2 separate regions of the Homo sapiens genome follow, and region 1 is linked to region 2. Evidence: chromatin loops called from intact Hi-C (ENCODE). Cell type or tissue: CD4-positive, alpha-beta T cell. All regions are shown on one strand. Links, peaks and the distances in the headings refer to the core of each region. The heading gives the core; the rest is flanking DNA.

Evidence for each region. Hi-C counts contacts between places; a loop is a spot of excess contacts. Peaks named below come from ENCODE experiments on the same cell type or tissue, not always from the same donor. Only the 100,000 strongest peaks of a DNase experiment are listed, where the experiment ranks them.
Region 1: a loop joins it to region 2, with 1.9 times the contacts of the local background. A loop is called at or near these places in 3 of 110 quality-filtered maps.

The regions. Positions count from the first base shown.
Region 1 is chr6:37,153,047-37,158,421 of GRCh38, reverse strand. No RefSeq gene overlaps it. Among named protein-coding and RNA genes, the nearest start is that of PIM1, 14 kb to the left of the region's middle. In CD4-positive, alpha-beta T cell, for the core only: no CTCF peak of the experiment used is centred there; a DNase peak (open chromatin) is centred at 2,751; H3K27ac peaks cover 727 bases.
Region 2 is chr6:37,069,305-37,074,679 of GRCh38, reverse strand. No RefSeq gene overlaps it. Among named protein-coding and RNA genes, the nearest start is that of FGD2, 66 kb to the right of the region's middle. RefSeq lists silencers at 1,753-2,047, 2,293-2,587, 2,816-2,885, 3,540-3,589, 3,640-3,689. In CD4-positive, alpha-beta T cell, for the core only: no CTCF peak of the experiment used is centred there; no DNase peak of the experiment used is centred there.

The DNA.
Region 1 (5,375 bases), core at 228-5,227, 84 kb before region 2:
GGCGGATCAGGAGGTCAGGAGATTGAGACCATCCTGGCTAACACAGTGAAACCCCGTCTCAACTAAAAAGACAAAAAATTAGCCGGGCGTGGTGGCGGGCGCCTGTAGTCCCAGCTACTGGGGAGGCTGAGGCAGGAGAATGGCGTGAGCCTGGGAGGCAGAGCTTGCAGTAAGCCGAGATCGCGCCACTGCACTCCAGCCTGAGCCACAGAGCGAGACTCCGTCTCAAAAAAATAAAAAATAAAAAAATAGGCAGGGTGCAGTGGCTCATGCCTGTAATCCCAGCACTTTGGGAGGCCGAGGCGGGCGGATCACGAGGTCAGGAGATCGAGACCATCCTGGCTAACACAGTGAAACCCCGTCTCAACTAAAAGGACAAAAAATTAGCCGGGCGTGGTGGCGGGCGCCTGTAGTCCCAGCTACTGGGGAGGCTGAGGCAGGAGAATGGCGTGAGCCCGGGAGGCAGAGCTTGCAGTGAGCAGAGATTGCACCACTGCACTCCAGCCTGGGGCTCCCTCCGTCTCAAAAAAATAAAATAAATAAAAAATATATAGAGAGATTTCAAAGAAAATTTTTACCTCTTTCAGAAAAGTGCTTCTATAAATTAAGATTGCCAGATTCCTAAGTCAAAGACCTAGAGAAATAGATATAGTCTAATTTGTAGAGATAATATATAATATTAACTGAGCAATTACTATGTGCTAAGAACTATTCTAACTAATCACTTTATGGGGCATATATATGGCACATACACATTTGTACATGTTATTTATATCTGTATGACACTTTTTTTCTTTAGTTATCTTATTATTTTACCCAAGAAGGTAAATAACTTGCCCAAGGTCTACAGATCAGACAGACACAAGCCCTAATTGGGGGACAATGTATGGGGTAGCTCTTTGTGTGTTAGAGTTCACACTCAGAGCATGGAGGGCTCTGAGCCAGATTAAATACAATCAGGATGTAAGGTAATGAATGGAAAGACAATAGAGTTCATGGATAATTTCCTTCAATATGTGTGCAAAAGAAATGAATGGTGATTGGAACAATGTTAAAAGTTGACCATGTAGGTGAGTAGTGTCAAAGAAGAATGGCTGCTAAAAATGAGAGCTTTTAGTGGCCAGGCATATGGGGTAAGGGTTAGCCTTAGCTTAAAGGGAAACTACAATCTTTATAGCAGTAAGATAAGAATCTTTTTTTTTTTTTCTTGAGTTGGAGTCTCAATCTGTCGCCCAGGCTGGAGTGCAGTGGCGCAATCTTGGCTCACTGCAACCTCCACCTCCCGGGTTTAAGCTATTCTCCTGCCTCAGCCTCCTGAGTAGCTGGCATTACAGGCACCTGCCACCACGCCCAGCTAATTTTTGTATTTTTAGTAGAGATGGGGTTTCACCATGTTGGTCAGGCTGGTCTCTAACTCCTGACCTCGTGATCCGCCCGCCTCGACCTCCCAAGGTGTTGGGATTATAGGCGTGAGCCACTTCACCTGGCCCATAAGAATCTTTTGTATCTTGCAGTGATACTGACTGATTTGGTCAATTAATTAATAAACCTTTACTGAACAGCTACTATGTTTAAAGTACTGTGCTAAATACATGGAGTTATATACAGAGGCAAAAGATATGGTCCTAATTCCTGCTTAAGGAATCACATATAGGCCAGGCATAGTGGCTCACACTTGTAATCCCGGCACTTTGGGAGGCCGAGGCAGGAGGAATGCTGAACCCAGGAGTTTGAGACCAGCCTGGGCAAGAGTGAGACCCTGTATCTACCTAAAATTTGTGTGTGGAGTTGGTGTGTGGGTATGTGTGTTGTTTTTTTGAGACAGTCTCACTCTGTCGCCCAGGCTGGAGTGCAGTGGCACAACCTCGGCTCATTGCAGTCTCAACCTCTCGGGCACGAGTGATCCTCTCACCTCAGCCTTCCAAGTAGCTGGGACTACAGGCACATGCCACAATGACCAGCTAATTTTTGTATTTTTTGTAGAGACAGAGTTTTGCCATGTGGCCCAGGCTGGTCTCAAATTCCTGAGCTCAAGTGATCCACCAGCCTCAGCTTCCCAAAGTACTACGATTACAGGCCTGAACCAACACATCCAGCCCCCAAAATTTTTTAAAAATTAGCAAGGCGTAGTGGCATGCGACTGTGGTCCCAGCCTCTCAGGAGGCTGAGGTGGGAGGATTGCTTGAGGTTGCAGTGAGCTATGATCACACCACTGCACTCCAGCCTGGGCAACAGAGTGAGAACCTGTCTCAAAAACATTTTTAAATATAATTTGAGATGGGGGTCTTGTTCTGTTGCCCAGGCTAGTCTCAAAATCCTGGCATCAAGCAATCCTCCCACCTTGGCCTCCCAAAGTGCTAGAACTACAGGTGCAAACCACCTTGACTGTCCTAATCTCTATTTTACAGATGACCAAAACCAAATCTCAGAGACAGGAAGTAATTTGCCAAAGTTCTCATAGCATTTGCAGAACAAGGATAGTGAACTCAGACTTTATTGTTACCCTAGGTTCTTATAGAGATATAATTAGTAACGAAAGGTAGTATTTACCAAGTGGCAAATTAATGGCATAGGCAATGCATATTTTTTGCTGTAATATGTTTACAAGTTCAAGGTCTAAATGCTAACTAGAACTTTTCCTGGGGAATTTTCAGGTGCAGAGGGACTTTCCCAGTTGTCTCCTCAACTGCTTTAGCATGAAAACAGAAAATGGTCTCGTCTCTGTGCACCTGTGCCACCTCAATCATACACATCACACGTGCTCTTGATATGTCTAGTTCGGTAGTTCTGAAAGTGTGTGGTCTTCGGACCAGCAGCACCTGGAAACTTGTCAGAAATGCAAATTATCGGGCCCACTGCCTGCCCACTGAATCAGAAACTCCGGGGGTGGAGCCCAGCGATCTGTGTTTTGATAAGCACTCCAGGCGACTCCAGTGTACCTTGGGGTTTCAGAACCCATGGTCTGTCTCATGGCTCTCCAGAGAGTCTGTGAACTCCTGGAAGGCAGAGCCTGTGTCCTTGCAGTTTTTGTTTCCCTAGCATCAAGACTTGAACACAGTGGATATTAATAAATATTTCTAAAACTGAACCACAGGAGTGAATATGGCTCGGCAGAAAACCAACATCCCATTATCCTACTCTTTTCATATGATGATTAATACTTTTAGGTTTACTTTATGTAACGGATTGAATTGTGTCCCCCAAAATTCATGTAAAAGTCCTAACTCCCTAGTACCTCAGAAAATATAACTGTATTTGGAGATAGGGCCTTTAAGAAGTAATTAGGGTAAAATGAGGTCATATGTGTAGACCCTAATGCAATATGACTGGTATCCTTATAAGAAGAGGAGATGAGGCTGGGTGTGGTGGATTATGCCTGTAATCCCAGCACTTTGGGAGGCCAAGACGGGCGGATCACGTGAGGACAGGGGTTCGAGACCAGCCTGGCCAACATGGTAAAAGCCCATCTTTACTAAAAATACAAAAAAATTAGCTGGATGTTGTGGTGGGCACCTATAATCCCAGCTACTTGGGAGGCTGAGGCAGGAGAATCACTTGAACCCAGGAGGCAGAGGTTGCAGTGAGCCGAGATCACACCACTACACTCCAGCCTGGGCGACAGAGCAAGACTCTGTCTAAAAAAAAAAAAAAAAAAAAAAAAAAATTGCTTGAGGCCAGGAGTTCAAGACCATCCTGGGGAACATAGTGAGACCCCGGTCTCTACCAAAAAATAGATATTTTTTAAAATAACCAGGCATGGTGGTATGCACCTGTAGTCCCAGCTACTCAGGAGGCTGAAGTGGGAGGATTGCTTGAGCCTAGGAGTTCGAGAGTGTAGTGAGTCATGATTGTACCACCGCACTCCAGCCTGGGATAGAGTAAGACCCTGTCTCCAACAACAATAACAAAGGGGAAAAAAAAAAAAAAGAAAATACAGGGAGGAGAAGACAGCCATCTGCAGTCAAATGCTCTACCCCTGAGAAGACACCTGTCTACAAGCCCAGGAGAGTGGCTTCAAAAGAAACTGACCCTACAGACATCAGGACCTTGGACTTCTAATCTCCAGAATTGGATCAAAATTTAATTTCTGTTGTTTAAGGCATCCAGATTGTGTAGTCCTTTGTTATGACAGCTCTAGCAGACTAATACACTTTATGAAAAATTTTACACCAGGCACAGTGGCTCACACCTGTAATCCCAGCACTTTGGGAGGCCAAGACAGGTAGATCGCTTGAGCCCAGGAGTTCAAGGCCAGCCTGGGCAACATGGTAAAACCCTGTCTCTATAAAAAAATACAAAAATTAGCCAGGCTGATGGCACATACCTATAGTCCTAGCTACTCTGGAAGCTGAGAAGGGAGGATCACTTGAGCCCAGGAGGTGGAATTTGCAGGGAGCTGAGATTGTGCCACTGTACTCCAGCATGGACAACAGAGCAAGATTCTCTGTTTTTCACTTTTTTTTTTTTTAAGACAGATTCTCAGTCTGTCGCCCAAGCTGGGGTGCGGTGGCATGCGATCACAGCTCACTGCAGCCTCCACCTCCCCAGGCTCAAGTGATCCTCCTGCCTCAGCCTTCCAAGTAGCAGGGGCTCCAGGCATGTGCCACCATGCCTGGCTAATTTTTGTATTTTTTGTAGAGATGGGGTTTCACCATGTTTCCAAGGCTGATCTCAAACTCCTAAGTTCAAGTGACCGCCTGCCTCAGGCTCCCAAAGTGCTGGGGTTACAAGCATGAGTAACTGTGCCTGGCTAAGACTCTGTCAAAAAAAAAAAAAAAAGAAAGAAAGCGAGAGAGGAAGAAAAAAGAAAGAAAGAAAAAGAGAGAAAGAAAGAAAAGGAAGGAAAGAGAAGGAAGGAAGGAAAGATGAAGGAAGGAAGGAAGGAGTGAGCCAGGCGCGGTGGCTCATGCCTGTAATCCCAGCACTTTCGGAGGCTGAGGTGGATGGATCATGAGGCCAGGAGTTCGAGACCAGCCTGGTCAACATGGTGAAACCCCGTCTCTACTAAAAATAAAAAAAATTAGCTGGATGTGGTGGCGGGCACCTGTAATCCCAGCTATGTGGGAGGCCGAAGCAGGAGAATCGCTTGAACCTGGGAGGCAGAGGTTGCAGTGAACCAAGATCACGCCGTTGTACTCCAGCCTGGGCAACAAGAGCAAAACTCCATCTCAAGAAAAAAGAAAGATTTTACAAAAATACTGACTCTGAAATCCAATAACTCCCATCCAAGCCCAGCCTATGACAAGAAAATCTTATTTTTGGGTGAGTGTTAATAGTCTTTAGATATTAGCTATTAAAGTGTTCAAGAAATTACTCTCTTTTGTTTTTTTTTTTGAGACAGAGTTTCACTCTTGTTGCTCAGGCTGGGTGCAATG
Region 2 (5,375 bases), core at 119-5,118:
GATTTGTAAATAGGTAAATAGATGAGAGCGAGAGTGAGAGAGAGAGAGAAAGTGAGAGAGAGGGAGCGCACATGCACTCGTTTTTCGATTCACAGTTGGGGGTCGCGGCTGCCATGTAGTTTGTAATATTTGTGTCCACAGCAGGTTGGGACACCCTCTTCCAGTCTTGAGGTGCCTAGGAAACCTAATTAATTATGGAATAATGGAGCGCAGCTTGTGCTAATATAGAACCAGGGCCGAGGGAGTTAGGTGTCTCAGGGGATATTTATAACAAGCTGTGGCAGTCTGGTGAGTCACTGCTCTGCTCTCCAAGAGGACACACCTGCCTCCAAGAAGAGGAGGCCGCCACTCTCCAGTCAGGCCCCTCTTCCCGGGCAGGGCTGGAGACACACACACTGTTGGGCAATCCTCTCCACTTCTTTAGTCTCCCGTGGGATACCAATCATTACACTCCATCCCTCCTCCATTTCAGCAGAATTTCCCAGCAACCTCCCACTTCCCAGACTGAGGCTGTGCTGTCCACTGATGATGCTACAGACCATTTGTACCCTGGGAACATCTCATTCCAGAGAGATTTCTTCTGGGAAGGTTTCCTGCGGTCAAGCCAAGCTATGCAGCTAGGCTCTTGGGCAGCTTCCATCCAGGGCCAATTCTTCCTGGACATAGAAAGGCAAAGTCTGGAGAGGGGAAGGGGACAAGCATTTGTTGAGCCCTTTTTCTGTGCTCTTAGGCAGAACACTTGGTATCCTGTAAGCTCACTAAAGTGTCACAATAAGCTGTGTATTGGGTTCCATCATCCATGTTTAACAGATACAGAAACTGAGGCTTAGGGGAAAGCAGCTAAAAGGAATATACAGCTAGAACGTGCCAGAGTCAGGGTTCTAACCCAGGCCTGCCTAACACCATCCTAAGCTATAGGACTAGTGGTACAAGACACTTTACACACACACACTCACTTAATTCTCAAAAAATTGAGTTGAGGGCAAAGTCAAACAGAAAAGGACATATAACCTCCCAACTAATAGAGGGGAAAATTCAATAGCAAAAAGAAAAACATAAAAAACAACAACAAAAAAAAACCCTAATACCAAAAGAAAGGGAAAAAAGGAGAGAAAAACGAACATAGGACAGATGAAATCAATAGCAAGCACAGAGTAGATTTAATTCCATATATATCTGTAATTACATTAAATATAAATGGACTAAATGCTCCTATTAAAATATAAAGATTGTCAGAATGGATAAAGAACAAATCCCAACTCTGGGGTTTACAAGAGATACACCCAAAGCATAAGGGTACAGGAAGGTTGAGGGGAGAGCCGAAGAGTGAATCAGGGGTTTTTGAGGCTGCAGGACACACTCTGTCTTCCAGATCTCAGCCCTCTGACTTGTCCCTTTCTTGCCTTGGCCTCAGTCATCCTCAGTGACTTCTGGCCTAGCAGTGTTGTTCAATGGAGGGCACTCAGGCACTGGCCTTAGATGAATCAACCATGTGACCCTGGACTTTCTTGGGCAACCTGAGCCTTCATGTCCTCCTCTGTAAAATAGAACAAGGATTCATACCTCACAGGGCTGCTGTAAGAATTAGAGACCAGAAAAAAAAAAAAAAAGAACATGTTCATGGCATCTGGCACACAAAATTTGAATTATGTTAATTTTTTGCTATAATACATTATAATTTTACATGTGCCTATGTAGTAGATAAGGCCCTATGGGCTGCCCCTGACAGTCTGATAGAACATGAGAGCCTTTTTCATGTGTGTTTTTGGTGAGGGCCGTGTGTATGTGAGGTGCATCCACTCTTCCTCCCAGGCTCAGAAATTCAAGTAGGGCCGGGGGATGGGGTAACTCTAGGATGCCCTCTTCCTGTTTGTTTGCAAGCCTGACAAATCTGTTGCTCTCTGTCTTTGATTAGGTCATACTCCTGTTCAGACCCTAGCCTTGGTGACTTCCTACTGTTCGTGTGGCAGGGTCCCTCCTGTCTCAAAGGCCTCTGATGGCCTGCCTGCCTGCCTGCCTGCCTTCCTTCCTTCCTTCCTTCCTTCCTTCCTTCCTTCCTTCCTTCCCTTTTTTTTCAGACTGAGTTTCGCTCTTATTGCCCAGGCTGGAGTACAATGGCGTGATCTTGGTCACTGCAACCTCTGACTCCTGGCTTTAAGCGATTCTCCTGCCTCAGCCTCCCGAGTAGCTGGGATTACAGGCATGTGCCACCACGCCTGGCTAATTTTATATTTTTAGTAGAGATGGGGTTTGTCCATATTGGTCAGGCTGGTCTCGAACTCCCGACCTCAGGTGATCTGCCCGCCTTGGCCTCCCAAAGTGCTGGGATTACAGGCGTGAGCCACCGCACCTGGCCTGCTGATGGCATGCTTTCTGCCCCCTCCTTCTACATGTGGACTTGCCCCTGCAGGCAAACCACTCAGCCCTTCCTGCATCCCCTGCTAAGCTTGGTGGGATCTCCTTACCATCCCCATCGAAGGCTGCCCCTCCTCCTTTGTCATTCAGCTTCACACTCCCTGATCTGCAATTCTAAAAACCAAAAGCTCTAAAAAAGCAGACTTCTTTTCCCCCCTACAAGTTTGATATAAACTCATTTGGCCACAAACCTGACCTGACCTGGTGTGAGGTTATTTAAAAATCTTTACGTTGTCTCTCACTGCTCAGGCATTTTCCTGCAGAAATTTGCTGTGTTTAATTAAGGGCACTGCCCAGACCCTGCTGGAGTGTTATGTAGTGTCAGCACATGCATCGGGTGAACTTTCTGAAACCGCAAAGCTCTGGCCCCAGGGCTTTGGGTGAGGGTGTGAGCCTGCCACTGTGACAGCCTGAGGGCCCTTCCTGTGCTGTGCCTTCTGTACTTATCTCCCCTCCTATTCACAGCTCTGCAAGGTGGGCATCAGCCACTCCATTGCACCAATGAGGACACTGAATCCCAAGGAATCCAGCTGGGAAAGTGGCTGAGCCAAGTCCTTCTGAGTGCTCAGCCTCCTGCACTTTCTCTTTTTTTATATCAAGCTCCTCTCCTTCCCTCAAGGGCCAGCCCTCTGCTCCCACACCCTTCTCTATCCTGTTGATGCTCCTGGGACTTTCATGTATTAGAATGCCCAATTTCATTCATTTAACATTATTTATTGCGGGCTTCTCACACTCCAATGTGCACATAAACGTCTTACAGTAATGATCCTAATTCACCTGCTCTGGGTCTGACATTCTGCCTCCCTAATAAGCTTCCAGGTCCTGTTGGACCCCACTTTGGGGAATAAGGGGTAAGGGAACAGGTAAGCATACAGAGTTTTTGTTTTGTTTTTGTTTTTGTTTTTGTTTTTTTGAGACGGAGTCTCTCTCTGTCGCCCAGGCTGTTGTACAGTGGCGCAACCTCCACTCACTGCAACCTCCGCCTCCCAGGTTCAAGCGATTCTCCTGCCCCAGCCTCCCGAGTAGCTGGGATTGCAGGTGAGTGCCTCCACACCCGGCTAATTTTTGCATTTTTAGTAGAGACAGGGTTTCACCATATTGGTCAGGCTGGTCTTGAACTTCTGACCTCGTGATCCACCCACCTCGGCCTCCCAAAGTGCTGGGATTACAGGCGTGAGTCACCGTGCCCGGCCTTGTTTTTGTTTTGAGTCAGGGTCTCACTCTGTTGCCCAGGCTGGAGGGGAGTGGTGCGGTCATGGCTCAGTGCAGCCTTGACCTCCCAGGCTCAAGTGATCCTCCCACCTCAGCTTCCTGAGAAGCTGGGACTACAGGCACGTGCCATCATGGCTGGCTAGTTGTTATATTTTTTTGTAGAGACGGGGTCTCACTATGTTGCCTAGGGTAGTCTCAAACTCCTGGCCTCCAACAATCCTCCCACCCCAGCCTCCCAAAGTGCTGGGATTACAGATGTGAACCACCACACCCTGATAGCATACAGAATTGAATAATAAACACAACTCAGTGGTGGCAGAGCCAGGATTTGAACCCAGCAAGCCTGGCTTCAAAATCTGTGCTGTTAACTACTATGCAGCACACAAGTTGGAAGGTTGGACCCTGTCCGTGGAGTGTGGTGAAGCAATCACTGCAAGCACAGCTGGCGATGCCAGAGCACTGAGGGGAAGGCTGGGCTCCTTTTGACAACACAGTTAATTTTCTTTTTTTCTTTTTTCTTTTTGACATGGAGCCTTGCTCTGTCACCTGGGCTGGAGTGCAGTGGTGCCATCTCAGCTCAGTGCAACCTCCGCTTCCCAGGTTCAAGCGATTCTTGTGCCTCGGCCTCCCAAGTAGCTGGGATTACAGGCACGTGCCACTACACCCAGCTAATTTTTGTATTTTTAGTAGAGACAAGGTTTCACCATGTTGGCCAGGCTGGTCTTGAAATCCTGAACTCAGGTAATCCACCCACCTCGGCCTCCCAAAGTGCTGGGATTACAGGTGTGAGCCACCATGCCTGGCCTCAGCTTGCAGTTTCTCATAGCTGTTCCTAAGCACGCTTCCAGTGAACTGTGGACTAAGAAACCAACTCACCAAGCTCCTTAGAATTACATATAAAGTAAAGGTTTATAGGTACAGAGAGAGGGAACAGCAGTTTCTTGAAGACTCGGATGCTTCAGCTTTTATGCATGGAATTTATAAGGTTCAGTTTGGTTGCTCGTTTACATATCTTTGCTAATTTCCTGGTTCATGGCTATGTTTTTGAGAGTTGAGGGGGCTGGATAAGCATCCTTTCTCTCTGTGATTTTCAAACTGGAATGTGATCAGACTCCTAGGGGAGCTCTTCGAATCTGCAGAGAATCCTAATCCATACTCGGAGGGTGGGATTTGGACCTCTACATTTTGCGAAACTGCATTTGGAACCATCAGCACTTATTGAGCACCTACCGTATGCTCACAAGTGCTGGACACTATGGACAGAAAACCTATGCAGCCATCATGCATTATGTTACTACCAAGCCCTCATGCATTACCACATTTGAGTTGCAGTAGACAAGTTGAAACACATGAAGCAACTAAGGCCAGTTCACCTTCAAACAGAGAAGGCTAGCGGCAGTGGTAGCACAGCACAGTGAAGGCCTCTTCTGGGAGGAAAGGGAGACCACTCAGTGTGATGAAAACAGCCTGGACATGAGGTCAGCAAACCTGGTTCTGAGTTTCTCCTCTCTAATCTACCTGCCAATGGACTCATATCCTCTCTGAACATCAGTTTCTTCATCTATTACATGAGGATAAGGTGTTCTCCCTCCCACGTTTGTTGTGATGAGAGAATGCCTGGGAAAGCACCATGTAAACTGTGAAGTGCTGTTTGCACATGTGCAGTGAGGGTCCTGCAGGCTGCAGGGAGCACAGACCCACTCTGGTTGCTCCAGTGATGAGGCTTTATTGTAAAGCTAAGCAGCAGG